Regions from separate parts of the Homo sapiens genome. Here region 2 is linked to region 1. A link is a loop called in an ENCODE intact Hi-C map of the cell type or tissue named here. Cell type or tissue: HepG2. All regions are shown on one strand. Each heading gives the region's core, and the rest is flanking DNA. Links, peaks and the distances in the headings are about the cores only. Region 1 has its middle 380 kb from the start of TRQ-CTG1-1. Region 2 overlaps LOC105374958 (a long non-coding RNA gene).

Region 1 (16,435 bases), core at 4,048-9,047:
ATTAATACTTGTGAATGCATTTTAAACTTCTTGTAGTGTGTTTTTCAGCTCTGTCCTGTCAGTTATGTTCTTTTCTATACTGTCTATTTTGTCTGTCAGCTCATGCATTGTTTTATCATAATTTTTAGCTTGCTTGGATTGGTTTTTAGCTGGCTTGGATTGAGTACTTCTGTAGCTCAATTGCTCCTCTCCATATTCTGAATTCTATTTTCAGCCATCTCAACCTGGTTTAGAACCCTTGCTGGAGAGGTAATGTGGTCATCTGAAAGAAAGAGGGCACTCTGGCTTTTTGAGTTGTCAGGGTTCTTGCACTGATTCTTTCTTATGTTTATGAGTGTATCTACCTTCAATCTTTGAGGATGCTGACCTTTGGAATTTTTTCTTTTATCTTATTTGATGACCTTCAGGGTTTGATTATGGTATAAAGTGGATTCTGCCAAATGGCTTTTTTTCTGGAAGATTTTAGGGGGCCAACACGCAGCTCCCAACTTCTGGACTGCAAGTTCTAAATCTGAGGGACTTGTATTTGGCCATGACTTTGTCCTCTGGCTCCTTGAGGTTAGAAATCCACTGTGCTGGCAGGCCCAAGGTGCTTCTGGGCCACTGGTCACTACACTCCCATAGGGCAGTGTCAGACAAAGCATTTTGTAGTGCGGTGACAGTGGAATTCATCCTCACAGCATCAGCTGCGGTAGACTGCTAGTGGGTGCCAGGGTACCTGCCTCCCTGCAGGCATTCACCACAGTGGTGGAGGCCACTCAGCTAGGTGGGGGTTGAGGGAGCTCCTCCTGGTGACTGTGCGCATGGTCATGCTGGAGGTGGTGTTGGCTTGTAGGCAGGACACTGGTGAGTGCAGGTCTGGGTGCTTTTTCTGTGCCCCACAAGCAGGAGTGGTTGCTTGGGGGCGGTGGAGGATCTGCTGTTCTCTGCACAGTGTTAGCACAAGGGCAGAGCACTGGCTGGGGCAAGGCTGGCCGGCTCTGTGCCTGTCAAGGCTTTGTCAGCAATGGCAGTCGGCAGAGAGAGGTGGGGCAGACTTCATTACCGCTTGCTGTCAGGGCAAAGAATGCAAAACTTGCCTGCAGACATGCTCCAGCAAAGCAATGTGGAAAGTTTCCTTGGTCCCAGGAAGAAGCTGCAGTATGGACAGGGGGCATGTGGGCTGGTGCGCGGTTGCAAGGGCCGCCCCACTGGAGCTCTCCACCAGTCAAGCATGGTCTGCCAGAGTGGAAGCTATGGTGTAAGTTCCCAGGGTATCCAAAACTGTCCTCCAAGCATGCATAGCCAGGCTGGGGACCTGGGAGAAGCCAGCGGACCAAAGGGTGCTCAGGTTGGACTGGCCCCTCTCTGCTGGGCAAGAACAAAGAGTTCAGGTCCAACAGATTCCCTAGGGCTAAAGTCTCCTGTGGGACCAAGTTGAGCCTAGGGAGATGGCCATCTCTGGCCATGCTCTGCTATAGATGCTCCATCACCGAATCTCTGGGCTTCATGTCAGCTGGCTTGCTGCCCCTACCACTTTTCTAAGCAGCTGTCCATGCCAACAAGAGTATTTGTGGTGGTTGAGGGATCTCCTCCTGCCAGGGTTCCAGAGGACTCTGGCAGGAGCAGGTTGCTCCTTGCCGGTTCAACACACCCATTTCCCAGGAGCCACTGGGGGACAGGAACAAGTCCCTGTGTGCAATAACCCCATGCAGGTTTGCCAGCTTTCTCCCATCAGCCCAGCTTCTGTGTCTTCCCTCCATCCACTCTCAGTGCCTTCTCTCTCAATACTTACTATATAATTTTTTTAAGTAACAAAATAGTACATTGATATTTTGTTGTCTTTGTTTCATTGGGTATAACTTACATACAGTAAAATTTGTTTTTAGGTAAATATAATTCTATGGGTTTGTCAAATAACATCATTTAATTATCACCACGATAAAGACATAAAATATTTCCATCACTCCAGAAATTTTTCTAAGGCCCCTTTGTAGTCAATCCTCACTCTAACCTGATCCTGCTGGAAAACCACTGAGAAGTTTTCTGTCCTTATAGCTTTGTCTTTTATTGGATGTCATATAAACATAATTATATTGTGCATTTGAGTCTAATTTCCTTACTTAGCACTGTGCTTTTTTTGATATTCACCTGAGTTACCGCATGCACGTTTGATTTTTTGTTGTTGCAAAATATTATTCCATTGTATGGATATGCCATAATTTGTCTACCTATCCACTTACCATCTGAGGGACATTTGGGTTGCTTCCCGATTTTTGGCAATGAAAAAAGTTGCTGTGAACATTCACACATTGGTTTATGTGTAAACATCTATTTATTTCTACCTCTTTTTGATAAACACCTTTAAATGGGTTTTCTGGTTGTACAATAAATGTGTATTGGTTAATTAACTCACTGAGAAACTGCTGAACTGTTTCTCAAGGTGTTTGTACAATTTTGTACAACATATCAGAATTCCAGTTGCTCTGCATCCTGGCCAACACTTGGTACTGTCACTTTTCAAAAATAACATTTTTCAAAAATATGCCCGGGCACGGTGGCTCATGCCTGTAATCCCAGCACTTTGGGAGGCTTAGGTGGGTGGATCACTTGAGCCCATAAGACTGGGACCAGTCTGGGCAACATGGCAAAACCCTGTCCATACAAATATTCAAAAAATTTAGCCAGGAGTGGTGGTACATGCCTGTAGTCCCAGCTACTTGGGAACCTGAGGTGGGAACATCATCTGAGCCCAGAAGGTCAAGGCTGCAGTGGGCTGTGATTGTGCCATGGGACTCTTGCCTGGGTGACAAAGTCAGACCTCATCTAAAAAAAAAAAAAAATAGAAAAGAAAAGAAAATTATACTCTGGTGCTTGCCCGCCAACAATGGATTGGATAAAGCAAATGTGGTACATATATGCTATAGAATGCTACACAGCGGTAAAATAGAATGAAATTATGTCATTTCCAGCAATATGGATTCAGGTGGAGGCCATTATCCTAAGCAAATTAACACAGGAAGAAAAACACCAAATATCACATGTTCTCACTTATAAGTGGGAGCTAAACATTGGGTACACATGAACATAAAGATGAAAACAATAAACACCGGTGACTACACGGGTAGGGAATGGTGGAGACAGATGGGGACAGCGGCTGAAAAACTACCTATTGGGTACTGTGCTCACTATGTGGGTGATGGGACCATTTGTACCCCAAACCCCAGTGTCACACAATATACTTATGTAACAAGCTTGTACATATATCTGCATAATTGAAAGTTGAAATTATTTTTAAAAAGAAACATAAAAAATAATGCCAATAGGCATCTAGTTATCTTCTTTGTTTTTTGTTTGTTTGTTTGTTTTTGTCTATTTGCCTATCTATATACCTGGAATAATGCCTAAAAGTCTGTTTTGTTTTGGCTTAATGGTGGGGTAGAGGGAGGTTTGGAAATTTGTAGCTTTTTCCTGAATTGCTTAAATTCTTTATAATGAGGAAATATTATTTATTAGAAACAAAGTGAGTTTTAGAAAATCTAAATACTATTTTAACAGCTGTTCAACACCCTAAATTATGAATATTCTAAAAACCATTTAACCATTTCTTTATTTGGGGATATTTAGATTGTTTCCAGTTTTTTATAAGATGAGAACAACTGTTCATTTCTTTGTATAAACCTTTGTTAGAGAAAACAGGAAATTTTGAATTTTTAATATATAGCTCCAAGATGCTTAGCAAAATATACTACTGTATACTCCAAAGAAAAATATGTAGGATGCCCGTATCCTCATACCTTTATTTGCACTACATATTTGCATTTATAAAAGTCTCTGTTAACTTGCCAAATAACGGATAGTCAAGTGATCTTTCATTGGCAAATATTTTCTCTATACGGAAGTCTGCATTTCAATCTATTTGTTCTCTTTAGTAAATCTATAATGTTTTTTAAGTTTTATTTTAGGTTCAGAGGTATGTGTGCAGGTTTGTTGTAAAGGTAAATTGCATGTTATGGGAGTTTGGTGTACAGATTATTTTGTAACCGAGGTAATAAGCATAATACTTAGTAGGTAGTTTTCCAATTCTCACCCTTCTCACCCTTCTCCCATGCTCCACCCTCAAGTAGGCCTCAGTGTCTGTTGTTCCCTTCTTTGTGTCCATGTGTACTTGATGTTTAGCTCCTACTCCTAAGTGAGAACATGTGATATTTGGTTGTCTGCTTCTGTGTTAGTTCGCTTAGGATAATAGCCTCCAGCTGCATCAATGTTTCTGCAAAGGACATGATCTTTTTCCTTTTTATGGCTGTGTAGTATTCCATGGAGTATATGTACCATGTTTTCTTCAACCAGGCTACTGTTCATGGGAATTTAGGTTGATTCCACATACTCGCTATTTTGAATAGTGCTGTGATGAACATAGGCATGCATGTGTTGTTATGGTAGAATAATTTATATTCCTTTAGGTATATACCCAGTAATAGGATTGCTGGATTGGATGGTAATTCCGTTTTGAGTTAAGAAATCACCAAAATGCTTTCCTCAATGGCTGACCTAATTTACATTCCCACCAACAGTGTATAAGCATTCCCTTTTCTTTGCAACCTCACCAGAAACTGTAATTTTTTGACTTTTTGATAATAGCCATTCTGACTGGTGTGAGATGGTATCTCATTGTAGCTTTGATTTATGTTTCTCAAACGATGAGTGATACTGAGATTTTTCTCATATGTTTGTTGGCTGCATGTGTCTTTTCTTTTGAAAACTATCTGTTCATGTCCTTTACCCACTTTTTAATGGGGTTGTTTTTTGCTTGTTGATTTGTTAAAGTTCCTTATAGGTTCTGGATATTAGACCTTTGTTGGAAGCATAGTTTGCGAATATTTCCTCCCATTCTGTAGGTTGTCTGTTCACTCTGTTGATGGTTTCTTTTGCTGTGTGGAAGCTCTTTAGCTAGGTTGGGGAAGTTTTCATGAATGATATCCTCAAATATATTTTCCAAGTTGTTTGCTTTCTCTCCCTTTCTTTCAAGAACACCAGTGAGTCATAGATTTGGTATCTTTATGTAATCTCATATTTCTCTTATTTGTCTTTATTTATTTTTAATCCTAATGAGTTGTTTCAAAGAACCAGTCTTCCAGCTCTGAGATTCTTTCCTCAGCTTGGTCGATTCTGCTGTTAATACTTGCAATTGTACTCTGAAATTCTTGAAGTGAGTTTTTTATAGTTCAGTCAGATACATTTTGTTCTTTCCTAAAATGGCCATTTTTTTCTTTTATCTCTTAAATCATTTTTATTGTATTTCTTAAATTCCTTGGATAGGGTTTCAACTTTCTCCTGGATTTCAGTGGTCTTTGTTCCTATCCATATTCTCAATTCTATTTCTGTCATTTCAGCCATTTTGGTCTGGTTAAAAATCATTGCTGGTTAACTAGTACAGTTATTTGGAGGTAAGAAGACACTGGCTTTTTGAGTTGCCAGAGTTCTTGTGCTAGCTCTTTCTCATCTGTGTGAGGTGATATTCCTCCCATCTTTGAAGTTGTTCTCCTCTGAATGGATTGACTTTTTTTTTTCTTTATCATCTTTGATTATCTTGGGGGTTTGATTGTGGTATAAGGTAGGTTCAGTTGACTGGGTTCATTTCTGGAAGATTTTAGGGCTCCAGGGCACAGCTCAGCACTCCTGATGTGTGTGCTCTAACTCTGGGGAGCTGGTACTGAGCCCCTGGCTTTGTTCTCTAGCTCCTGGAGGTTAGGAACCTACTGCACTGGAGGGGCTTAGGTGCTGCCATTTTGCTGGCCAAAGGACTTCTTTGGGGTGGTGGCAGCAGGATCCATGTTCGCTGATGTATGCCAGCAGCTGTGGCAGCAAAGCGGGGTGCATGCACATTGGCTGGGGTGGTGATATGGCTTGGATTTTGTGACCCCACCCAAATCTCATGTTCAATTGTAATCCCCAGTGTTGGAGGAGGGGCCTGGTGGAAGGTGATTGGATCCTGGAGGCCAACTTCCCTTGCTATTCTTGTGAGAGTGAATGAGTTCTCATAAGATGGGTTTGTTTAGAAATGTGTAGCACCTCCCTTCTCTCTCTTCCTTCTTCTCCAGCCATGTAAGACATGACTCCTTCCCCTTTGCCTTCCTCTGTGATTATAAGTCTCCTGAGACCTTTCCAGCCATGCTTCCTGTGCAGCCTGCAGAACTGTGAGTCAATTAAACTTCTTTTCTTTATAAATTACCCAGTCTCAGGTAGTTCTTTATAGCAATGTGAGAACAGACTGATACAGGTGGGGTACTGGTGGAAATGGGGCTGCAGCTTTCCTGCATGTGCGGATGCTGTCAGTGGAGCACAGGTGGGGGCATGGTTGTCAGTGTCCATGCTTGCAGTTGCCCTGGCAGTGGTGGGGTGCTGCCCCACATCTGCCAGCTCTGTGTGTGCATTCACACTGCTGGGGGAGGGGGGTGGTGGAGTTGCCAGCATTCATGTGTTTGCACCATTAGTGGTGGCAGTGCTGGGGGAGCAGGGCCACTGGTATCCACGCACATGACTGCAGTGGTGGCATGGAGGTTGGGAGGAATTTCTGGTGTCCATGCACACATTCATGCTGGTGGTAGTGTTGGCACAGGTGTGGGGGCATAGCTGCTGGCATCTGTGTGCACATTTGCACCGGTGGTGAGGTGGAGCTGCTGGTGTGCATGAACTCGTTAGTGCCAGTGGCGTGACTGTGCGTGTGTTTGTGTGTATCACCATTGTCAATGCACGTGTTTATGGTAGCAATGGCAGTATGGCTGAATAGCAACGTTTTGGGGGTTGGGAGGACAGTGAATTGTGGTCACGCTGGCAGCAGTGTTGGGTTGTGTACATTCATATACACCAGCAAGGGAGGGAATGCTAGGCTCATCTGTGTGCACACACCAGCAAAGCCATGGCAGGGAGAGGGGGTTATGGGTGAGTGCGTGCCAGCTAAGCAGTATAAGAGTCTGCACTGGGGGTGGGGTTGGGCACACTGTGCGGGGGAGGATGGGGAGGGGGTGCTGCTCTGCTGGAGCTCTCTAATGGTCAGGCGCCACCTGCTGGTGAAAGAGCTATCATGAGGGTCTCCAGGAAGCACCCTAGTTAGGCGTCATTTGCCAGCGGGTGTGGCCTGGCTGGGGCCTTGGGAGAGGCCAGAAGCCAGGAGGACACTCAGATGAAATTGGTTCCATTACATGGGCAAGACCGCCCTGCTCTGTCCAGGTCCAACAGTCTCCCTCTGGCCAAAGTCTCCTGGAGGAACATGGCAGGACTTGGGGGCTGGGCATACCTGGTCCACTCTAGTGCTCCACTGCAGACATTTCTGTACCAAACCGTCTGGGCTCTACAAAGGCTAGAGTACTACAAAGGCTAGAGTACCACCTCTCAAAGCAGCTCTTCATGCCAGCTCAAGTGTCTGTGGGAAGTCCATGGTAGAGCAGGCTACTCCTCATATTGTCCAGTTCCTTTTTTCTTAAGTCTTACAAACTCTATTCATTTCCAGTTACTTAGGGTAGCACCTTTTCTCCCACTCCTTTCAGTGAGGCTGTTTCATACACTTGTAACACAGTTGCATTCTGTTGTCAGTCTTCATTCATTCCTGGGATCCCATGATCTCCTAAATGATATTTTTGTTTTCATTTGCCTGTATTAAGTTTCAATCTTTGTGTTGTAAAGTTCTATAACATTTTTGACATATGCACAATGCCAAATACCCACCATCACAGTGTCCTGAAAGATAGTTTTACTGTCCTGAAAATTGTCTGTATTCTACCTATTCTGTCTCTCTTACCTTTCCCCCAAAATGATGACAACCACAAATCTCTTTAATGCTTCCATAGTTTTGCCTTTTTCATAATGTCATATAGTTAAGATTGACTTTTTTCACTTAAAAATATGTATTTAATGTTACCCATGTCATGGCTTGATAGTTTATTTCTTTTTAAGTCATTGAATAAATTTCTATTGTTTGGATGTAGCACAGTTATTTACCTACTTGCCTACTGGGGTACATCTTGGTTGCTTCCAAATTTGAACAATTATGAATAAAACTGCCATAAACAGTTATGTGCAAACTTTATGTGGACAGCTTTCAGCTCATTTAGGCAAATACCAAGGAGCTCAATTGTTGAATCTTATGGGAAGACAATGTTTAGTTTTATAAGACTGCCAAACTATTTTCCAAAGTAGCTGTCAGGCCTCTGAGCCCAAGCTAAGCCATCATATCCCCTGTGACCTGCACATATACATCCAGATGGCCTGAAGCAACTGAAGATCCACAAAAGAAGTGAAAATAGCCTTAATTGATGACATTCCACCATTGTGATTTGTTTCTGCCCCACCCTAGCTGATCAATGTACTTTGTAATCTCCCCCACCCTTAAGAAGGTTCTTTGTAATCTCCCCCACCCTTAAGAAGGTTGTTTGTAATTCTCCCCACCCTTGAGAATGTACTTTGTGAGATCCACCCCCTGCCTGCAAAACATTACTCCTAACTCCACCTCCTATCCCAAAACCTATAAGAACTAATGATAATCCCACCACACTTTGCTGACTCTGTTTTGGGACTCAGCCCGCCTGCACCCAGGTGAAATAAACAGCCTTGTTGCTCACACAAAGCCTGTTTGGTGGTCTCTTTACACGGACACGAGTGACAGTAGCTGTATAATTTTTCATCCCCACCAGCAATGAATGAGAGTTCCTATTGCTCCACATCCTTGTCAGCATTTGGTATTGTTAGTTTTTTGCACTTAACATTCTTATGGTTATGTACTGGTATCTTCTTGTTGCTTTAATTTGCAAATCCCTGATGATATATAATGTTGAGCATCTTTCATATGCTTATTTTCATCTGTATATCTTTTTTGATAAGATGTCTGTTCAGATCTTTGAGTTGTTAATTTTCTTATTATTCACTTTTAAGTGTTCTTTGTATATTCTGGATACAAGTTTTTTGTGAGGTATTCTACATACATTTTCTCATATTCTGTGGCTTGCCATTTCATTTTCTTAACAGTGTCTTTCACAGAGAAGTTTTTAATTTTGATAAAGCCAAACATCAATTTTTCTCTTATGCATGTTTTTTGTTTTATTTAAAAGCTCATCACTGAATCCAAAGTAACCTATATTTTCTGTGTCATATTCTAGAAATGTTATAGTTTTGTATTATATAAATAGTTCTATAATCTATTTTAAGGCATTTTTGTAAAAAGTGTAGGGTCTATGTCTAAATTCTGTTGCCATTGCATATGGCTGTCCAATTGTTCCAGTGCCATTTATTGAAAATATTATCTTTTCTTCATTGATTTGCTTTTGTTCTTCTGTCAAAGATAAGTTAACTATATTTGAAGATATTTCTTATGGAGAACATTCTAGGTGCATTTTAAATGATTACTTTTCTCATTCCCTGTGCTAGACGTGAGGGAATTTTTCATGAGTCTTCAATCCTTGAGAACCTGATGGGATTCTTAGAGGTAAAAGTGTTGTGGTCCTCCTAAGGTGAGGTGCCCAAGGAATTTCTTACCTTTAGGCTAATCCAGACTCAGCCTCTAGCAATTCATTAACATTTAAGTGTTTCTACCAGTTTATGGCTGCAGTGGCTTTTGCCCAAGGTTAGCTTATCTGGAATGTGATACCTCATATTCACCTGTCTGTAGATTTTATAGGGTGGCAGTTTACCCTGGGATCTCAATTATATATAAATTAAAGAAATGTCCATGATTTTAAGTTTGTTCAGCTCTTTTCTTGTAAGTGTCACACACGTCTGTGCAGAGAGAGTCCACCAACAGGCTTTGTGTGAGCAACAAGGCTGTTTATTTCACTTGGGTGCAAGTGGGCTGAGTCTGAAAAGAGAGTCAGCAAAGGGAAATAGGGGTGGGTCAGTTTTATAGGATTTGGATAGGTAGTGGAAAAATCACAGTTAAAGGGGGTTATTCTCTGGCTGGGGCGGGAGTCACAAGGTGCTCAGTGGGGGAGCTTCTGAGACTCATTGTGCAGGAGAAGGAATTTCACAAGGTAATGTCATCAGTTAAGGCAGGAACCGGCCATTTTCACTTCTTTTGTGGTTCTTCTGTTGCCTCAGGCCATCTGGATGTATACATGCAGGCTTGGGCTCAGAGGCCTGACAGTGAGGATAAGAGTGATGATTTCCAAGCTGCTTAGGTAAAGGAGCTGAAAAAAAGAAGTCTCCAAATCTTGTTTTTAATAAATCAACATTCATGGCCTTAACTACCATGTTATACTTCTCTCTATTCCCTCCATTGGTCTTTGTGCTCTGTTGATTAAATTGTTACAGTGTTCAAATGCATAGCAGTACCTAATATGATTATCCCCTCCTCATGTCTTCTCTAGCGATGCTTTTTCTAATCTACTTGAAACTTTATTTTTCAGAAAGGCTTTAAGTCATTTTTTTCAAAGCCCTAAAGTTAAATATATTTAAGTTTTATTTGGAATAACATTTAAACCTGTAAATTTAATACAGATGAATTGATATCTTTATAATATTCACTCTCCTCTTACAGTAATATATGACTCGTCATTTATTATGGCTTCATTCTTGATAACTCTTACAAATTTTATAGCTTTTCTTTTTTATAAAGTTCTTATATGCTATCATGTTGAATTTATTAATTGTGTTACATATTCAAAAGTTCTATTCTCTTGTATAATTTCAGGTACTTAGGTTGATGAAGTTTGAAAGTGGTATATTAAATTCCCTCATTAAAGCTTTGAAATCCTCTAGTTAAGATTCTGAATTTCTTACTATATTTTTAAACTTCTGTGTAGGTTTTTAATAAAATCAACTAGTTACTCTGTCATGAGATTAGAGTTTAAAAAAATCAACTAGCTCTTTTAAAAATTTAATCTATAATTTGCCTTAATGTTTCATTTATTTATTATTTTTATTTTTATTTTTATTTTGAGATGGAGTCTTGCTCTGTCGCCCAGGCTGGAGTGCAGTGGCACGATCTTGGCTCACTGCAAACTCCACTGCCTGGGTTCACGCCATTCTCCTGCATCAGCCTCCCAAGTAGCTGGGACTACAGGCGCCCGCCACCATGCCTGGCTAATTTTTTTGTATTTTTAGTAGAGACGGGGTTTCATCGTGTTAACCAGAATGGTCTCGATCTCCTGACCTCATGATCCGCCCGCCTCGGCGTGAGCCACCACGCCTGGCCTATTTATTATTTTTTATGAACTTCTATTATTATTTCATATAAATTTTTTCCCTATCATATTGAGACATTAACAGATACATTACAGAATAATTTTCCACTCACTTTATGAGGTATACTTTTTCAAAAATTTTCAGAATAATATTACCTTTCTCTTATGATGAGTTTTCTCCTTTGTCTTAACTTTTTTGACTCATATATTTGCTCATCTAACAAAAAATATGCTGAGATTCAATTCTGCTTCAGTCTCTGGAATATGTGCTTAAGATATAAAGTACTTTGAGACTTTGCCCCAGCAGTCATGAAACAGAGAGTATTATAGTGAAGACAGATAATGAAATAAATAATTACAATCTGATAAACACTGTCATTGAGGTAGATCACAAATTGGCTGTTAAATCTTAATTGATATCTCTAAACCTCTACTTCCTTGTGTGTTAAAATAGGATAAGAATAACACCTATCTTCTAGGAATATTGTGAGAAAAAAATGAGGTCAAGCGTTTAAATGGACAATTAGGTTGGCTGGTACAGAGCAGTTGTTTAAAAACTGTTAGCTATTATTTTTGCCATGAACAGCTCACCATGAACTCCCTGTCTAAAATTCTGCCATCACTCATTTTCTGTCCCAATGACCTGTATTATTTCTTTAAAGCACTTATTTCTATGTGACATTCTCTTATTTGTTTGTTTGCTGTTTCTTGTATACTTCCTCCCATAAGGATGTAACATTCAAACAGACAGACTATTTTTATTGTCACTGCTTGCTTTTGCCCAGTGTCTGGAAAAAAGATGTTCAACCAAGAATTAATACATAATATAGACGTTTATTTTTCCAATAGCTTTATTTTCTCAATTTATGGTAATTATAAAAAATATAGAAACTACAAAACTGTATTAAAAATATAAAATATCCCTAGTCTCATCATCCAAATGCTGCTTTATGCATTTCAGTGAATTTTCTTCCCAAGTTTTTCTATGTAGATACCAATTAGGCCATATTGTATGTACAATCATGTATCCTGCTCTTTTTCTTTTAATTTCACAGTCTATGCTTTTTTCTCATATTTCGAAACTCTTTTTTTCCATGGCTACATAATACAATATTACGTGCTCATTCAGCAAAACTCTCATTATTGCATATTAAGTACTGCAACATTTCCTACAGTAACCTAAAAGTATAAGAACAGCATTAAGTATTTTATATCTATATATATATTCATCTATTCAATAAATACTAATTAAATTTTTATTATATGTTGGGAATATAAGAGAAAATAAGTAAACAGTGTCCTTGCTGTGATGGAGCTTCCACTCTAGTGGAGAAGACACATGATTTATAACCAATCTCTCACCATTATTTCTATCATAATGATGAGGTTTTACAGAGGAGATGCATATGGTTTTAAGCATTCTTGTCAAATATAAATAAGGAAAATATCAGAGAAAATAAGAAGAAATGACATTTAAAGTGAGATCTGAATGTTGAGTAGGAATTAGCCAGGACAAGAGAGTGAAGAAAGGAAAAGGAATCAAAAGAAGAAATACTCAAACCCCACAAAAAAAAATGAATGAAGGCCACGATGTGGAAATGAGCAGTGGATAAGGAAGAACAAACAGTACAGCATGGGGAGCAAAGGAAAATGAGTGTGTGACTTGTGTACCTGTGTTAATTTGATGCATTCTACATACCTGGATATAGCTGGATATACCTGGATATACCTACATACCAGGTATAGGTACTGAGAAACAGGTAATAAGGTGGAGGCTATGGATTTACCAAATGTAGAGCTTGCATCGAGTTGTTTTGTTGGCAGTGATGATGAGCACTGATTTATCAAGTTAGTGGTAGAGCATGTATGCACAAGCCTGATCCCCACAGTAAGTAGAACCAATTCATTGAGTATTAATCCATGGGTTTGGCCTAAGGGTTCTTAGGTTCTAATGGACTGAACAAACCTATCTCATTATGTCGATATTGATGATATTGATTGTCTTTCTTAAGAGCAGTTATTACTCAAAATGGCATCATCTCTTTGTCTATTTGTTTTCAGTGGATTTCAGGGAAATGTTACACATAGCCTCAAAGTTTTGTTTAAAGTTCTGAGAAAGATAGAATGTGAATTGCGTCCTCCCCAAAACTGCAGTGGTGCTAGTAAATGAAAATTGAATTTTATAGTATAACATTCTAATGAACATTTACCACTTAGCGAAATAAAGACCAGTAGGGAAAATACTGAGAGGAAAGAATCATGTAGCATTTGCATTTGATGCTTAACCATTGGCAAAGTCCTCTAGAAAATCTGACCTAAAAAGAAACATTAATTAAATTCATCTTTCCATGTATGCCTTGTGGGAATTATCTACATCAAAGCCATATGAAAAAATAGCAGACTCCAATTATTCCATGAATCTTATGCTTTTTAAAAAATACAAATATTGATTTGCAAGTAAGTTATAGCACTAGGTAGAATTTTCCTTTAATTATATGAGTTAGATAAAGATTTTCTAAATAAATCATTTATACATTCATCAAGCATTTATTAGGAATCTTGCATACAGAAAGCACTACACAGGTGCTACAAGAAGTATAAAGATGTATAAAACACAGTCTTTATTTTCAAGGACTATACAACATCTGCAGTAGGATGTGTGATTATAGAAAAACGGTGACAGCTTTCAGTTTAATAAAATCCAAATTGAGCACAAGGCAAGATAAAAATAACACAGTTTGAGTGCTCATGAGTCTGGTACCAGAACCAATTTTAATCCACATTATTATATCATGTGATTTAAATAAGAGGCAATTATTTGTACCCCAGAATACATGGCTTATCATGTCACCACAATGACTCACTCTACCTGACATGAAATCCCTCCAAGACTCCCTGATAAGTGAAACAATAAGAACAGGGGGTTGAGTCAATAAACCCAAGTTAGAACTTATTTATATAAGGTACATTTGGTTGAAAAGATGACATTTCAGCTGCCTTTCATTTCAAGCTTCCTGATATCACTAATGTTAATATTGCTTAATATATTCAATTAGTTGGTTCGGCAAGTCTGTCTGCGGCATTATCTTAGTCAAGAAGTAGAATTTTAAAGGCGCTGTGAAGAAGGCCTGTTATCCAGGATCTGATAACATTGTTATTTTATTATTATTATTTTTTACATCCTGAGAGAGGCAAGTAAAATTAAGCTTTTAACTAATCTTCCTCTTCAATTTTTATGCTTGGACTTGTAAAGACAATATGTAATACCTACACTACGAGATGTCATTATCCCTTTAGATGACTGGTGAAATTATACATATACATATATTTGTAGCAATATACATGCAAATGCATATTTCTATGACACTTATACGCTAGTCCCCTCTTACCCAAGGTTTTGCTTTCTGTGGTTTCAGTTACTCACAGTCAACTGTGGTCAGAAAATGGAAAATTCCAGAAATAAACAATTCATATGGTTTTAAATTGCACATCGTTCTAAGGAGCATGACAGAAATCTCATACTATCTGCTCCATCCCACCTGGGATTTGAACCATCCCTTTGTCCAGCATATCCACAAACGCTCTGCACCTGTTACTCACCTAGGAGCCATCTCAGTTACCAGGGGAGTGTCATGGAATCACATTGCTTCTGTTCTGGTAACCCTTATTTCACTTAATAATGGCCCCTAAGCACAAGAGTAGTGGTGCTGGCATATTGTTAGACTTGTTCTATTTTATTATTAGTTATTGTTAAATTTATAAATTAAACTTTAAACCAAATTTATAAATTAAACTTTATCATAGGTAAGTATATACAGGAAAAACATAGTATATACAGGGTTTGGTACTATCTATGATTTCAGGCATCCACTATGGGTCTAGAATGTGTCCCCAGTGAATAAGGGGGAACTACTACATATATACTATGCATCTCTATCATTGTGATACAATTATTTCTACTGTGCTATGAAATTTGTTATAAACTCTCACACACGTATATTTTTGATCAAAACAGTTTATACCATGACAGATGGTCTATCCACCATGATACATTTAATAACTTGAGACTTGCATTGGTACAGTAGATTATTTAATATTAAGTTCATTAGAGATAACATCTCATCACTGTGGTCTCCCCAAGGACTTGGAACAGATTGATACTGAAACAAAGTAACACCTTATAGTCCAGAAGTCCATAATCGGATTGCCTGGACTCCGGGGATGTGGATAGGACAGCAGAATTTCACTTAATAGGCCACTCAAAAAGTTTTCATCATGAGTTCTACATTTATCTGGAGGAACTGAACTTAAACAGCAGGAAGGCAGCTTAAGAATATCTGCCTTTTGGCAAATTGTATAAAGGCCTTTTACCAGGAGATTTGGAGACAACAAGAGAGGCAACGAACAAGACGGTTATATTTCTGAACTTAATTTGAATTATTATTATAGTAAAATAAAATTTATCAAATGAACACTAAATAGCATTGGGGTGAGAGAAAGAAGCAAAGCTTTCATCAGTAAAATCTGGGACAGCTGCAGCCCCTCACAAGAGTATCCCCTGTGAATTGTAAGGCTTTTGTAACATGTGACCTTGTACTATTTATAAAAACGAGAGTATTCCTCTAAGAGCCAAGATCTAAGGAATAAAACACAATTGATGTTTCATAGAGTTTGGAGAGAGTATAATGAACCTCTGATGTTAGAAAATGATACCAATTTTGACCTTTATAGCTCTGGAATGGAATCTGGCAATGGATGAGATGAAAGTTTTCCAAAAAATTAACCTCAGCCTTTCTTCCACATCAATATTATTCATTAATTCTGGGAATTTGTCTTTGGATTGCATTTTTTTTCCTCCTCTTATTTATTGCACGCTAGAAGTCTCTGAGGTGGGTCATGATAACATAGTGAAAGAAAAAAAATAGCATCTACTTAATTAGCCCCTACTAGTTATTTGCACAGCACTGCACAAGCAGCATCTCATTATTCTCCCAGTGCCCCTGTGAGCCGGGTGTTAAGCTAATAGAGGTGAGGAAACCGAGACATAGAGATGTAGGTAACTCATGGAGCTGGGATGTAATCTCCAGTTATCTGATTCCAAAGCTTGTGATATTTGTCACTGCACTGTAGTAATTCAGCACTAGGAGACAATCTGTGACCTTAAGACTTCCTTTTCACTGGCCTTTTAATTAGAGAACTAAACAGATGTCAGAAAACTTTGATATTGTTGTTCAACTTAAAAAGTGGTGGGCTATATGCAACAAAACTCCAGGAACAGTGCAGGG
Region 2 (16,435 bases), core at 3,736-8,735, 190 kb before region 1:
CCCTCAAGCATTTATCCATTGAATTGCAAACAATCCCACTATACTCTTTAAGTTATTTAAAATGTACAGTTATTATTGACTATAGACTCCCTGTTGTGCTATCAAATAGTAGGTATTGTTCATTCTATCTATTTTTCTTAATACCCATTAAGCACCCCCACTAGTCTCAATAAAGAAAATATCAGGAGTTCTAATTTGAATTTTAATACGAATGAAAATAAAGTTTATTAAAGGATATATGAAACTGATTAAGCCTTGGAACTTCATTTCTTTCTGATGAACTGTATACACCTGGTAAAGAGTGCAAACCTCAGATAGACCATGGAATTGATTTTGTATATTGTGTGAGACAGGGATTAAGATTTATTCTTTTCAAAATTGATATAATATTGACCTCATACCATGTATTGAAAAGACCATTCTTTCCACAATAGTCAACAATGTCATCTTTATTGTAAATCAAATCTATATATAATATACAAATGTATACACACACACATTGACATCTACAGGGAAAGAAAGAAGGAAAGAAAGAATGAAAGAAAGAAAGAAAAAGACAGAAAAGAGGGAGGAAGGAAGGAAGAAAGGATAGTTCTTGACTCCATGTTATATTCCATTATTTGACTATTGCAACAGTACCACACTGTCTTGATTAGTGTAGTTTCATAATAAGTCATATTTGGTAGTGTCTTTCCACTTTGATGGTAGTGGTGTTTTGTTTTGTTTTTTTCCTAGAATGTCTTGGGTGTATGTAGCCGTACATATTAACATATACATTTTAAATGATCTTGTTAATTTCCAATTCCTTTGGAAAGCATTTGAGTACATAGTTAAACCTGTGTACCCAGGCACTCCACTTTAAGTACCTTCCCCAAAGCACTGTAAGCATGATGTAGCAAAAGACATTCAAGAATCCTCATAACAGCACTCTGAAATAGGCAAAATCTAGAAAAATTAAAATGTTCAATACAGTAGAATGAATACATTGTCTTATATTTATACAAGTAAATGCTACACATAGCAATGAAAATGAACTACTACTATAAGTAATGATATGGATGAATCTTACAATATTGAATTAAAGAAACGAGATACATTTGAGTATAAATTGTGATTCTATGTATACAAACCTTAGAAACCAGCAAAGTAAATTGATGGTATTAGAAGTCAGTATATCAGCTCTCTTTGGAGTGTAAGTAATGACTGAGAGTGGTATAGGGAGGGTAATTGGGTACTTGTAATCTTCTTGGCCTGTGTGCTAGTTACACAAGAGGATTTATTTTGTGAAAATTTCTCAAGCTGTACATTTATGATTTATGTACTCTTTTTCTATGCATCTTGTACCTCAATGAAAATTATTTGAATATATGGATATCATACATGAGCCATAATAGCTTCATTTTGGTTCTGTTTTATTTTGTTCTTACAGAGCAAAATTTGGGAACAAATGGAAAAGTCTGTGGATCCATAGTTTCTGCTATAACAAACAAAGCTTTTATGTTTATATTGCACTTCCACGTCAGAAGAACCTGTGGAAGAATCCAGGAAAATGCCTAGTGTCAATGTGAGGAAAGTACATGGATGGCAGCAGACTACCAGGTAACCCAGGAAAGAAACTGTGGAGGAAAAGAGAGAATAAGAGTGGACCAAATGGGCACCTGTATCCTAGACAGGATGTAGAAGTCATATAATTTTGCTTCGTGTTTAGTGAGAATTTTTCTTCCCTTTCCTTCCTTTTCCCTTCCATTTCCTTTCCTTTCCTTTCTTGAAACTTGTATTAACAGCAAACTCATATCGATGCAGCATCAACAGATGAAGCCAAATTTTGCACAAACATCGTAAGATTTCTAACTAACCACTTTAGGATATGTGTGACTTGTGTCCAGTGGCTTATTAGTGTGAACAAAATCACGGAATCAAACGAGCCTGACGACAACTGCATGGAGTGAGAGATTGGGTCTGGGCCACATGGCATACTCCTATTAGTTTTATATTATCAGTTAATAATAATCGTGTGTTACTGTCTCAACAACCCTGTCATGTAGACAAGAAAACGAATGCTGGGGATATTATGTACTTGATTTCAGGTTGTACTAGTGGTAAATCTTGGGCTCTTGCTGCCAAGATTTGAGCCTTTTTCTTAGACTGATTATTTTCAAATGCCTTTTATCTCCATAATTTTATTTTTAAGGAAACTAAAACGGAGAAGTGTAATGCAAAAAACAGACAAAATGGGGCTACTCTGAGTGAGGCTGCATGAGAAGAATATACCAAGGGCTCTTTGTCCCTCCCCTTCACCCTCTCCTTCTTGGTTTCCAGAGCCAGTCTCTCAGGTGAACCTTCCCTGAGCCTGTGTTCTTCTCAGATGGCAGAGTTTGCAGCAAGAGCTCCCATGTAGTAGTTTACTTTTGGATAAGTGGTTTACTTTTGGACTGGGAAGAGAAGAAGAGTTATATAGCTGGCCATCCCTGTGGGCAACTGGAATTCATTCCTGCTAGGACCCTCTGGGGGAATTATACAGAATAAGTTTCAGAAAATTGTCCTGAGGAATGGCAACTTGGGAATGTTTACCTACTGGCTCCTGCCTCCATTGGTCAAGCAATCCCCCTGGGAGTTTTAGCCCTCCTCACATTTCCAGTTTTGCCCCTGTGTGAGCACAGAGTAGGTTCCTGCAGGCGTCGCACGCAGCAGCCCGCATGGGAGGTGACGCACTCGGAACAGAAGGTGAGAGATGCATGGTGCCAATGAGGAGAGGAGCTCTCAGTCTCAACTTCCCCAAAGCTGGTTTGTCCAGGAATGTTGCTGGAGCAAATGGCAGTTTGAGAGATGGAAGGAGGGGTGCAAGCACTGAATACAAACCCTGGGTTAGGCTTTCTGAAACCTGTTTCACAGTGGCCCACTGCCTACATTAGAATCAACTGGCATGCTCCTAAACTGTAAACTCCTGGGCCATGCCCCAGAACTGCTGCATTGGAATCACCTCAGCTGTGATTCTGGAATCTTCATGTTACATGAACATTGTTAGGTGAGTTATGCACAGTAAAGTTTAAGAACAGCTATTGAACATTTGGATTTGGATTCAGCTGTGACCAGTTTTTGCTGGCTTAAACATCCTGACTCAGGGATACCTCTTTTATAAAGGGCTGATACCATTTCTTATCAGGCGAAGCAGTTGCTAATATTAAGTACGGTGAAACAGGAAGGTGATGGAACAATTATTGTGTAAATGGAGATACACACCCCACATGCTTGTATTCTCCTCGGGGATCTTCTCTATTCCCCTTTTCTCATACCTGCTTCAACTTCGAGCCTTTTGGGTTTTATTGAAATACTCTTGACATTTATGCTTGGACACTTGAAAAGTTTTTTCTCTTTACACTATTAAGCATTTTGTTGATTGACTTTGGCCTTTGTGCTTTCTCCAAATCTGTTCTTTTCCTTACCTTTCTCACTCTTCAGGGTATTTCCGGTCTAAATATTGGCCAAATAATTCTCTACGCTATAATTTATAAAATATTTCCTCTTGGGTCAGGAAAATAAGAGGTTTTATTGCAGTTCAGTTCCAAAAGTAGTAGACAGAGACTGGGTGTTTAAACAGGGCCTGAAGCAAGGTTTTGCCAACCTTTCAGAGGCTGCATAACAAATATTTTTTATTTGCTCCGTCAGGTGTTGGAGTTAGCTATAGCCTCCTGAAGGTCATCTCTGAGCCTTCACTCCCTGTTACTCACACCAACCTTTATGAGTCCCCTATGAAAATAAAATCACCCTAGGAGGGATCATACTAAGCTATAATCAGTTAATACCTTGCTTTTCAATTAACACTCTAGCAGGGATTATTTGAAAGTCGTCTGAGAACAGAAATAGAGGTAGGCTGGCACTTGGAAAGCCTGGTTAGAATAAGAAGAAAGAAAGAAAAAGACAGGAAATCTTTACAATTTTGTTTAAAACTGGTAGGTGGCCCAGGCACTCCAAATCACTTGGGCTGTCTCAGTTTTCCAACCTGTGGTTTAAAGGCACGTGATTGTGAAAATTTGGCTTTTAAGGAGAATCAGGGTCTTCTTGAAGAAACAAACAAATCCAGCAGATCATCCACCTACTCCCTGTTGTTACATATGGTATTATGCCCCTACCAGTGTATGACTACAGTGTATAGAAAGAGAGAGACAGAGACAGAGAGAGAAATGTCTTAACAATCCCCATGCTATCCTTTATTTGCTTTGTGTTCTTTGTGTTTATTGCCAACATAACTTAAAGGTAAGGGGTGCTTAAGTCAACAATATTGATGTGATGGTTGCTACTCTAGTGAGCTACTGGGACAGACCTCATGAGATAAATTACACTCATGAGATACATTCATGTTAGGATTAGGATTTTGAGCCTAGTCCTAACATAAAAAGAGCAGCATCTCCTCTCCAAAAGGACAAAAGCAAGTTGGTTGCTGTAATTTCAGGTAGTTCCTTGTGTGGTTATATTGTACAATCTACCTCTCCACATCTGCCTGATTAATGATTTTTGTTTACTTAATTTTAATACAATAGTACAAAAGAATATATGTGACATATGTATGTTTGTATGTATGTATATATATGTATATGTAAGTCAGGGGTCCTCGACTCCCAGGCCATGGATGGGTACTGGTACTGGTACTGGTTGCTGTTAGAAACTGACATAGCAGGAGGTGAGCAGTGGGTGAGCAGAGCTTCATCTGTATTTACAGCCACTTCCCATTGATTGAATTAACACCTGAGCTCCGCCTCCTGTCAGATCAGCAGTGGCATTAGATTCTCATAGGTGCGTGAACCCTACTGTGAACTGCACATTCAAGGGATCTAGGTTGCCTGCTCTTTATGAGAATCTAATGCCTGATGATCTGTCACTGTCTCCCATCACCCTCAGATGGGACTGTCTAGTTGCAAAAAACAAAAACAAACAGAAAAAAACAAGCTCAGGGCTCCCACTGATTTTACATTATGGTGAGTTGTATAATTATTTCATTAAGTGTTGTAATAGAAATAAAGTGTACAATAAATGTATTAATAATACCCTTGCATCCCCAAATTGTCCCTAATATCCCTGTTCTGTGGAAAAATTGTCTTCCATGAAACCTGCCCCTGGTGCCAAAAAGTTGGGAACTGCTGATGTAAGTTATAAAGTGTGATAGTGTAATGAGCAACTGTGAACCTATCATCCAATCGAAATATTCGAACATGGTTGCAATGCTTCCCTGTATTTATCCCCTGCTTCCATGCTGAAATATTCCCCTCATTTTGCACAAACAGTAACCAGTACTTTGAATTTTGTGTAATTATTGCTTACTCTACTTTTATACTCTTGTCATTTGCTTGTTGGTAGGCCTAAATAACAGATTTTTTCAGTTGTGCTTCTTTTTGAGCAGTTCATTAAACTTATTACATGGGATATCTTCTTATGAAATTTATTGTTTTTCACTTTGCATCATGGTTGTCTGTAGCTATCGTTCAATCGCGTGTTCCATGGAATAGCTATGTCACAACTGATTTATCTATTCTCCTGTTAAAGGAGAATTATGGCTTCCAGTTAGCTGTTGCTGTCATGAGTATACTCTTCTACATCTCCTATTGCACATCTATGCAAGTGTCACTGACACATATACCTAGGACAGAGTTTCTCAACCTCAGCAGTACTGATGTGTGGAGCCGGATAGCTCTTTGTTGTGGGAAACCGTCCTATGCATCGTAACAGGTTTAACAGCATCCCTGGCCTCTACCCACTAGATGTCAGTAGTGTCTCCAAGTTGTGACAACCAAAAATGTCTCCAGACGTTGCCAAAGGTATTCCAGGGGTCAAAATCACTTACCTAGAAATACAGCTGCTGGGTAGAGACAACATGTAAGTATTCACTTTCACAAGAGAAAGCCCAGTTGTTTTCCAAAGTGATTGTAACCACTTAGTGCCTACTGGCTTTCCCATTGATTCACTTCTTCTCTGATACTGGGTATTGTCAGATCTTCTAATCTGAGATAATTAAATAGGTGTAAAACTGTATCTTATTATGGTCATAACTTGTATTTCCTTGATTATTAGCTAGGTTGAGCACCTCATTATATCTGTTTTGGCCATGCTTCTTTCTCTTAACAGTGTTTTGGCTTTTGCCTGTTTTTCCGTTGGGTTGTCTGTTATTGATTTGTAGAAATTATGTATGTATTCTGGAATATATTAATCCTTTGTTGTTAAGTGACTTGTAAATATCTCCCTTTGTTTGCCATTTATTTTTCTTATTCTCTGATGGTGTATTTGCTGAACACAATTTTTAATTTTAATTAAAATATAAAAATTTAAGTTAAATACTACAATCTTAATTTAAATATTAAAATATGATAGGATTTTTTTTTATGGTTAACCTTTTTTACCCCAAGATTACAAAGGAATTTGCCCCTATTTTCATTTCTGGTTAGGACATGAAAAGAATAGCTCCTTCCTGACTTACTCTCTCTTGGATCAATTACTGTGATGGAAACCAGCTGCCATGTCAGGAGTACACTCAGCTGGCCTAATGGGAGGCCCACACAGAGAGGCACTGAGGTCGCCAATCAATAACCAACACCAATACAGCGCAGGTGAGTGGGTACTTTTGGAATTGGATCCTCCAGCACTCATGAAGCCTTCAAATGACCGTAAGTTTATGAGAAACCCTCATTTAAACCTAATACCCAATGTTATAGCATTAAGAGGTAGAACCTTTTGGAAAGTGATTAGGTTATGAGTGCTTTGCCCTCATGAATGGGATCAGTGCCCTTATGAAAAACATTGACCCACTCCCCAAATTCTAGGTTCTCCTATTCTGACCCTCAGAAAATGGCAGGGATAATGAATATTTATAGTCATTTCATAAAACTTTAAGTTTTAGAGTAATTTGCTATTCTGCAATAGATAACTAATACAGCTTCCTTTCTACTTTGCTAATGATCTTTGATTGTGAGCACATTACTTGATCTCTTTGGTGGAAATCCTGCAGCTCAAAAATTGAGAAGGCTTTCTTTCAGTCTGGGTATGCTTTCTGACTATGGCTTCTGTCATTAATAAACTTCTGTTTATCTTGGGTCAGTTCAAGAATTCTAGACTCAGATTCTCTAATATTTGCTCAAGACTTAGTAACCAACAGCATTGCTACTCTCCTGATCTACCCTTAGGTCACCCTGTTCCTCCTGACCCCTGATTGTTCTGATCCCAGTTCTTCACTGCAGTTCATATGGCAGGAATTTGGGGAGAAGGTTTGAAAATCTCCACCAATTTAAAGGCAAACAATGCTTTGAAGACTTTGTCCTATGTAATAGATAGTAACAGGAGGTTTTCAGAGCACCTAGTCAGCCATAGTGCTAAAAGCAGATAGCCAAAAAGATTTTCCCAAGGCCTTCTCATCTAGAGGAATGGAGCAGACAGCTTCTTTTCAATACATGGGCATTTGATATATGTTATCCAGGGCTTGTGGCACCATATGATGAAGTTGAAACCCTTCTTTTAAGCAACCATTGACCTACTGATGGACAAAAACAAACTGGTTTAGATGTCCCTTCAACATGAGGGTCCACAAATTAGACCTATATCTTCAGCCTTCTCAGATAACACATGCTAAATTATTTAGCTTGCTAAGTGCCAAAAATTCAAACCTCTAATCAGTGTCAGTTTTCCCAAGGCAGAATTTCTGGAAACTACTGACCTGGAAATATGATGGGAATGAGGATGGCCTCTGGCAATAACTCTCTTGCCTCTCTACATCTCAGTTACCAAATGTATAAAATGTAGACATGGTTTGAGATGACTGTCAAAATCTTTTCCAGCTCCCACAATTTTTAAAATATCTATAGATAATGTCCATTACCAGTAAAAAAAAAAAAAAAAAAAAAAAAAGATATATCAAATAGACCCCTCCTAGCTATCAAGCTGCTGAGGTGGTCAAGAAAGAATAAAATTATTTCCAAATTGCCAGTTATCAAGTCCACATTTCTTACTCACAGCCTTGAAGACCCTCTCGTTTTCTCTAAAAAGGCCTCAGATATAGCAGCACTTTTCAAATACTTGCTGCTGTGGTGTGAATGATACTGTCCCCCATAAACCTCATATATTGAAACCTAATACCCAATGTTATAGCATTAAGAGGTAGAACCTTTTGGAGAGTGATTAGGTTACGACTGCTTTGCCCTCATGAATGGGATTAATGCCCTTAGGAAAAACGTTGAAGGGAGTGCCCCTGCTCCTTCTGCCATGTGAACATGTAGCACCAAGGCACTATCTTTATTTAGAAACAAGGTCTCACTCTGTTGCCCAGGCTGGAGTGCAGTGGTGCTATCATAGCTCATTGCAGCCTTGAACTCCTGGGCTCAAGGGATCCTCCTGTCTCAGCCTCCTGAGGAGCTAGGGCTACAGGCATGTTCTATTATGTCTGGCTATATATTTTTTTACATTTTATTTTTTGTAGAGATAGGATCTTGATATATTGCCCAGGCTGGTCTCGAACTCCTGGCCTCAAGTAATCCTCCTGCCTTAGCCTCCCAAAGTGCTGGGATCACAAGCATGAGCCACCACACCTGGCCAAGGCTCCATCATTAAAGCAGAGAGCCCTCACCAGACACCAAAACTGCTAGCATTTTCATCTTGTACTTCCAGCTTCTAGAACTATGAGAAATACATTTCTGTCGCTTATAAATTACCCAGTTTAAGATGTTTTGTTATAACTTGAATAGGCTAAAACACTTAGTTATTAGTTAGCACATTAACAGGGAGGCACTTAAAGCTGTCAGAGACAACAGGAATGAGACTCTTGAGTAAGATAAGGGGCAAAAAGGTAGCATTAAAAGAAGTGAGAAGACAGCAAGTCAAACTTTGCTAAATTACTATTTTGCTCAGGGGCCAGCCCTGCTTTCAGAAAGGACTTTATACTCATTTAAAATACTGGTTTTGTATGCATGCACATGTATGTATAAATATTTGTATATTATGTATTCACAAGCAGGAAGAATCCATTGACAATCTGGAGGTTGTTTTGTCAGAGAACTTCTTCAGTGGAATCATGGTTTCTTCTTATCCTTTCTAAGCAAAGGGTATTTTTTGCAAAATGAAGGTGAGGAAGCAACTGGGATTTAGGTCTGCTGAGAAAGGCTTTGTCTTCACTTGCCTGGGTGAGTCATTCTTAAGCTGCTCCCACCTCCACCTGTCCCCCACCACGCTCTCAACTGTTGCCTGTGCTGTGATCTTGACCTTGAGCGCATTCCCTTGAGCGTACCTTGCAGCCCACTCTAAGGGTTGGTGACAAACTGAAAGACAACCATGCACCTCTTACACTCTGTGGTTTCCTTTGTCATGTCACTCATATACTGAATGCATTTCTGATGACTTGTTCAATTAAATGTACCTTCATTTATCTGGTGGCATTTTCTCATAAAATTCACAAATTCCCTTAATTTTGCTGCTTCCCGCATCAAAAACAGAAAGTTGAAGAAAGATTGTAAGGAAGGTTTCACATTAAGGATTCTGGTGACAACAGCCTGGTGATTTTTCAGTCAATCAGGATTTCTTTTAGGAAATATAAAGTAGGTGGATAATTATTTAGTTGAGCTTAAAATGTTTCTTCTGCATGAGTTCCAGAGAAAATGAAGATGCTTTTGTTATTAGCAAAGTAATGAAAGGAGGGCCTGAGGTTCTAGAGGTAGGGGAATTCGAGAGGAGGTGGAATTGAGGGAGAGTTTTTCAATTGTGGTGTTAAGGGAAGGGGGAAATGAAGGAAAGAGAAAGGGAGTAAGTGGCTTTTTAAAACAAAACCTGGAGCATTATGTGCCAAGGAAACTAAAATTGACTGAAGAAAGCTAAGTCTAAAGTTGCCATTAGAAATCGTGAATTCAAAATTCATAATTATAGCAAGTTTGATTTGTTCTTCTAATGAACTATTGAATATCTCATGCCATGGAAATGGTCTTTGATTAAATGAGAGATTTTTTTTTTTTTTTTTTTTTTTTTTAAGACAGAGTCTCACTCTGTTGCCCAGGCTGGAATGCAATGGCGTGATCTCAGCTCACTGCAACCTCCGCCTCCCGGATTCATGAGATTCCCCTGCCTCAGCCTCCTGAGTAGCTGGGATTACAGGCGTACACTGCCACGCCCAGCTAATTTTTGTATTTTTAGTAGAGGCAGGGTTTCACCATGTTGGTCGGGCTGGTCTCAAACCCCTGACCTTGTGATCCACCTGTCTCGGCCTCCCAAAGTGCTGGGATTACAGGTATGAGCCACCGCACTTGGCCTAAATGAGATATTATTAAATGGCAGGAAAATAGTTACATGTACCATCGGGTATACATCTCATTGGGTATTTGCCTGACTATCAAACCCTGGATTCAAGTCTTTCTTTCTAGGCAAACCCTTGACTCACTGGGAAGAGATGCTATGATTCAGGCATGTGAGTATAGAAAATTAAAGTAACATATTTGTTGAGGTAAATTAGCTATCTCTAACATAGGAAGGAGACATTTGTCATTTGATGATGACATATATTCTCCTAGGTCTCTTTTTAGTATTAATATTAGAACAGAATTATAAAATGTTGACACTGGAACAAACCAGCCCATCTGGTTTTTAAGGTTGATTGATTTCCCCAATTTTTGTGTTACTGTATACTTACAAATCTTTAGTTCTTAGTTTATTTATAAGTTGGTGAAGACTAGAGTAGATTAAGTCTTAGGTCCTTCCACATTCTATAATTCATGTGTTATCTAACATATTTAATTGTGTTCAAGACACACATCTTTTTCACATTTTAGTGTCTCTAAAATTGAAGTGTGTCTTACAATCAATATTTCTTAGTTACTGTCACAGAATTGTTATTTATCGGGTTTTCCTTTACTATTTTGAAGGTACATAAAATAATGGTGCATTTTACAATGAACGCTATCTTAGCTTTGATGAAATATGCTGTGTAATTGATAACTGCGCCCCAAAGATACCAAACTCAGATAATGGCATCATCCATCAGCCAATCATATCAAAACCAACTTAGTTCATATTCCTGGGCATCTTTGAGAGGTGAATGGCATTTCAATTCCAGAAAAGGATTTAGTTGATGTAGGTTCCATAAATAAATTCTTTTTATATTTCTCTGGACATCTACTTTGGAGATATCCATTCCTCTTTATCTGAAACTGTTTTCTTTTCCGAAGTTTTGACCAAAAGTCAATACATTCAGTGCCCGGATATTCTGGTATAGGAGTGTAAAATAAGCAATTAGAAAGATAGTTCTTTCCTTATAGCTAAATATGTCTGTTTAATAGTTAATTCAAAAAGAATTTTTTGAATTTCCATGTATTATGCTATCAACTAAGATAATAAACTGGAAGCAATATATATCTTCATGGAATAGGTTGTTAAACAATGCAGTGCAAAAAGGACTGCATTGGGGTAAATGGAAGAAATTGCACAGAAAATCTTAAGTCATGAGAAAAGGCTTTCTGTAGAAGGAGATAGCTGAGGACTGAAAGACAAGTAGGCTTAGCCAAGTGAATTATATGGAAAGAAGAGAAGGGCATTCTAAGGAAAGAAAGCAGAGTGTTCAATGACCCATGATTCAAAAGAAAAAGCAACCCATTAGGCTAAGGGAACTAAATCTTGTACACACTGGCTAGACACTCATAAGGACATCAAGTTTTCTTTCTTTTTCTTTTTTCTTTTTTCTTTTTTTTTTTTTTTGAGACAGAGTCTTACTCAGTCTGTTGCCCAGGCTGGAATGCAGTGGCATGATCTTGGCTCACTGAAACCTCTGCCTCCTGGTTTCAATTGATTCTCTTGCCTCAGCCTCCCAAGTAGCTGGGATTATAGGCACCCACCACCACGCCTGGCTAATTTTGGTAATTTTTGTAGAGACAGGGTTTCACCATGTTGGCCAGGCTGGTCTCGGACTCCTGACCTCAAATGATTCACCCGCCTTGGCTTCCCAAAGTGCTGGGATTACAGACATGAGCCACCATGCCCTGCCCAACATCAAGTTTTCTAAATCAGTCCTTCCATTTAAAAGCATTTCATCTAATCTGAGCTAAACTCTGCACAAAGCATGAGAAAATTGCAAGTAGACTATTGTCTTGACCACATAAAGCTTGAAATTTCAAAATAGGATTACATAAAAATAATCAGATAATAATACAGTTCTGAAGAAGCCACCAAGGACTTTTTGGTTCTCTCACAGATCTTGAAACTAATAATATTTTTTTACAAAAAAACTCATCTCTTTAATGTTCACATCTATTGTTCCTTCTCTTTCCCAATCTCAGTGAATAGCCATACCCTGACAACCAAACCGCAAATCTCAAAATCATATTCATTTGTTCAATAACACTCTCCAAATATAATCCATCATCTAGTTTTCTTTCTTGTTCACCTCATTTTTTAGCTATGCTAATATCAGACAAAATGGACTTTAGAACAAAATTTGTTGCTAGAGAAAAAGGACATTTTATGATAATAAAATCATGTGCACCTAATAAGAGGGCCCCAAAATACATGAAGCATAACCTGACAGAACTGAAAGGAGAAATAGACAGTGAGTGATAACCGGGAAGAAGCTACAAATGAGGATATTCTAATGGATTTCTGTTATCTTTGTTTTAATATCTTTGGGTTGTTCAATATTCCCTCTTCTTAATAGAACCCCTATTTTGGGGGAACTCATTTCTCATGGTTTATGTGAGGCTGACCCTAATTTTCTGACCACAGGAATGGGCATATGATGTACATTTCACCAATTAGAATACCACAGGCTCTAGAGTTAAGACAGAATCCAAGACAGGTCAGTTAGAGAACTCAATGGAAATTTACTGCTATGGTACCCCACTTTTTTTATGTGTGCAAGATTTATTAAGCTGGCATGGTATGATCCATCATGCCTACAACTGAGAAAGAATATGCATGCAAAATTAAGCCAAGCAGAGACAAATGGATTTCAAATAACAAGAAAGCCAGGGCCTTGATAACATTATTTTGAGGTCCTGGATTATTCCTGAATCTAAAATACCTGTAGACATCTTTGTTATGTGAGCTCTTTTGCTTAAGCCTATTTGAGTTAGGATTTCATCACTTGCAACTGGAAGAGACATAAACAAAAAAGCAGCAGTTAACAATAAAAGTGTATCAGTAAACTAGGTATTTGTAAACATGTATAACTAGTTATTGAGCAGGGATATACACATTAAATGTCTTTATTTTTCTCTAATCCCTGTTTTCTGACCTGACTGGTCATATCTTTCTTTCCTTCATCTGATTTCCTGAGACGATTCCACAGTTTCCTAGAAATGTTCAATTATAAGAATGTTTAGATACATATAACACTTTCAGGAAGTAAAATTTCTGGATAAGGTTAAGCCAAAATTCCAGTCTCACTTCTGATTTGATTTGAATATCTTTCTTCTCACAGCTCAAGCCAGACCCATGGCTCTGGGCCTGTAGTAGGGGAGGGGCCATGTTCTCAACTTTCAGATTTCCTTCTTAGCCTTTCAAGCCTTTATTTAGCTGCTGTTTTTTGTAGTTCTTTCTTGGCTGATAGTAAATGCCTAGTGTGTTCTCCATTAGAGCAGGCTTCTAAATACTGCTCTGTCATGGATAACTTTTCTTTTTTCTCCCTTTATTTTCCTTTTGAGTTCTTCAGCCAATATCTCTAAACATTGTTCACTGAGATTGTTCCAGGTTATTATTTGATGACATGGGTAATGTGCTTTCCAGCTGACCTGGAGTGACATCCTTTCAGTCTTTGTCCACAGGGATCCATCCTGTTAGCATCCACTCACCCCCAGCACTTTTTAAAGTAGGATCCCATAGAGACAGCCTAAGCTCACTTGGACTAAAGGAAACTCATGCCTCATTTCCATGCCAGACTCTGGGTAGTCTGCTGCCCCCAGGCTCCACTCTCCCTTCCTTGTCTTGCCATGGAAGACAGCTCCAGCCAGCCTTTTATCTTCTGATTTTTTCCACTTTGGCAGCAGACACCAGTATCTATTTTTATGTACACTGTCAAACTTCAGGGGACACAAATAAATTCCTCCTAAATGTCAAGTGCTCCCAAGGCCTCCCTCATCAAACTCTGATGTACTGACTAAACCTAAAACTGTCTGCGAGTTGAAAGTATCCAATTGGAGAGGACAATATGGTGTCTCTTCTTTTGCAGACATCCACAATCTCTACAAAGGTCTCTTTCAGAGCTCCCCTTACTTGGTTAGGTGGGGAGAGCCCTCTTTCCTTTTCTTCATGTGCATTTCCCCCTAGTAACAGCTCTTGTCCCTAGGCAGATAATTCTTTCCAACTTACGTCTCTTTTCAGGAACTCCTGTCCATTGCTTACATTGGATAGATAGAAAAGGTAAGTGGGAGAAGTAAGTTCCAGTTGGATCACCCCTTAGTAAACACTTGAAGGATTGCTGGCTGCTCTTTAGAACACAGAAGCACTTATTGACAGTGGTGGTCCTCAATGTGTTTAATGGCGAGTGTGTTTAATGGCTCCTATGGCAGGTCATTAGATGGATTCAGACCATAATGTTGAAACAGTATTCTGTAAAGGCCTTGATGATCTAGAATTTAATCTTTTAGTTTCTGAGCCATTAGGAAATCAAGGGGTTCCAGGTAAGAGGCTAAGGCAGTAGAATGGTGGGGCTCAGGGAAGTGGCTACTTATCAGTTCTCTAGAAGTATTTCTATGTTTTAGCAACCAAGTACCTGAGAGCCCTGCCTATTTCCTATTCTCCTCAGGATTATTTGCAAGCCCTTCTCATTAAGAAACAGGGGCAAAGCACAACGTGTACTTGAAAAGAATTGAAGCTTGAGCTAAAATCTCCAGATAATAAAAAAAGTGTTACTCCACATTTTGTTGGAGTCAATGTCCAAGAAATGTTTGATAAACTTAACTGAGTTAAGGTCAGAGCCTTGGGGAGAGGAACTGCTGAAGGAGCAGTAGGCGTAAAAGGAGAAGGAAATCAGGAGAATGTGATGAACAGAAAACAAGAGTTGTATGAAAAGTAGACCATTTGCAGCATGGAAGACAAAGACACTGAAGGTGAAGGAAACATCCTTATTTTTATTGATGGCCTTCATAAGAAAATTCTTAGAATGGTGGTGAAGCTGAAAGTGAGAAAAGAGAGATAAGAGAGTAGACGAGGTGAGATGAAGAAATAAAAGTGACAGATGCAGGCAATTCAAGTGTGGAGTTATAAGGATGGGAAGAAGTTGGATGGTAGTGAGAAGGGCATATGGAACAAGAAAGCTTGCTCGGAAGTGTTTTGTTTTTGTTTTTCAAACATTTAAGTATGTTTGAAGGCAGAAGAGTAGGAGTTGGTTGGGAATAAATGGCTGTGACTGTGAAGAAAATATAAAGCATAGTCCCTTTGCATCTGGAAGGCCTGAGCTCACAAAGATAGGATTGGCTTTGGGAAAGAGGAATTTCACTTCCCCTCCAAGACTGGATGGCAACTTCTGAGTATTTACCAGGGTGTGAAAAAAGAGTGAGTGTGGGAAAAACTAGTAGCTTGAGCCAGTAAACCCCTATCTTCTGAGTCAAGAGGCAAGAAGATTATTGAGAGTGGCAGAGAGAAAGGAGAGGTCTAGAATATTTTGCAAAGGAGAATTTGCAGAACTGAATTACCAGGCATCAGGGTGGGTTCCAGCTGGAGTCAACACTCCAGCTGTCTGGTGAACAGATCCCCATGCTGTGAGGCTCAGGAAAATAAGCAGAGAGAGAGACAGTGGATTTGCTTTTGGGAAAGGAACTGATATAGCTTAGTGGTTAGGCACAGTTAGGGTGAGGAGAGGACAATAGCACAAAGCTGAGTGGCTATGAGTCCAGGCTGAGGAGAGAATCCAGAGAATGAACAGGATGAAGCCGGGGGTTCTGAATAAAATGGCAGACTCCATTTATATAGGAAGCAGATTGTCTAACCATCAAATGGGAGGAGGGGTTGAAATGTTGTTTATTCTTTGGAAAGAGGACTGGGCTCCATGGATGTTGAGGTCCTGGAAGGCCTTGCTGAATTGTGACTGGTGTGGGAAGTTAGGAAGAACTAAAACTTTTCATTAGCTTGGCTTTTGATCTGAAATAAGTTTTGAAAGAGCTATATGCTGGAGAAATAAAGAGGAGTGGCCCTGGAGTCAGACAATAGTGGAGCCACACGGACATATGCAAATATGTGTGTGTTCCCTTGCTTTTGAAAGCAAACATTTTGTTTTCAGCAAACAGCTTGCATCTTGTGCTTCCTTAATAAAAAAAAAAAAAGTGGGGGAGAAAAGTACATACACAAAACAGCCTGTCACTGCTGGCTTCACAGAGGAGGAAGACAGGCCCTTGAGTGTTTTCCAGTAAGCAGCTCCCTAAGCTGGTTCTCACACGAGAAAGAAACTCAGAGTAACAAAAGGTGCCCGTGAAAGGTTCTTTTAGACTAAAAT

The links. A loop is a pair of places that touch in the nucleus more often than their neighbours do. Peaks named below come from ENCODE experiments on the same cell type or tissue, not always from the same donor. Only the 100,000 strongest peaks of a DNase experiment are listed, where the experiment ranks them.
Region 2: it touches region 1 in a loop (2.7-fold over the local background); 23 of 110 quality-filtered maps call a loop at or near these places.

The regions. Positions count from the first base shown.
Region 1 is chr6:19,204,370-19,220,804 of GRCh38, forward strand. No RefSeq gene overlaps it. Among named protein-coding and RNA genes, the nearest start is that of TRQ-CTG1-1, 380 kb to the left of the region's middle. In HepG2, for the core only: a CTCF peak has its summit at 7,041 (motif pointing left); no DNase peak of the experiment used is centred there.
Region 2 is chr6:19,019,192-19,035,626 of GRCh38, forward strand. It overlaps LOC105374958 (a long non-coding RNA gene), which reads left to right. Exons shown (of 5, transcript XR_001744010.1): 2 at 1,430-1,599; 3 at 6,435-6,596. Among named protein-coding and RNA genes, the nearest start is that of TRQ-CTG1-1, 190 kb to the left of the region's middle. In HepG2, for the core only: a CTCF peak has its summit at 5,757 (motif pointing right); a DNase peak (open chromatin) is centred at 5,770.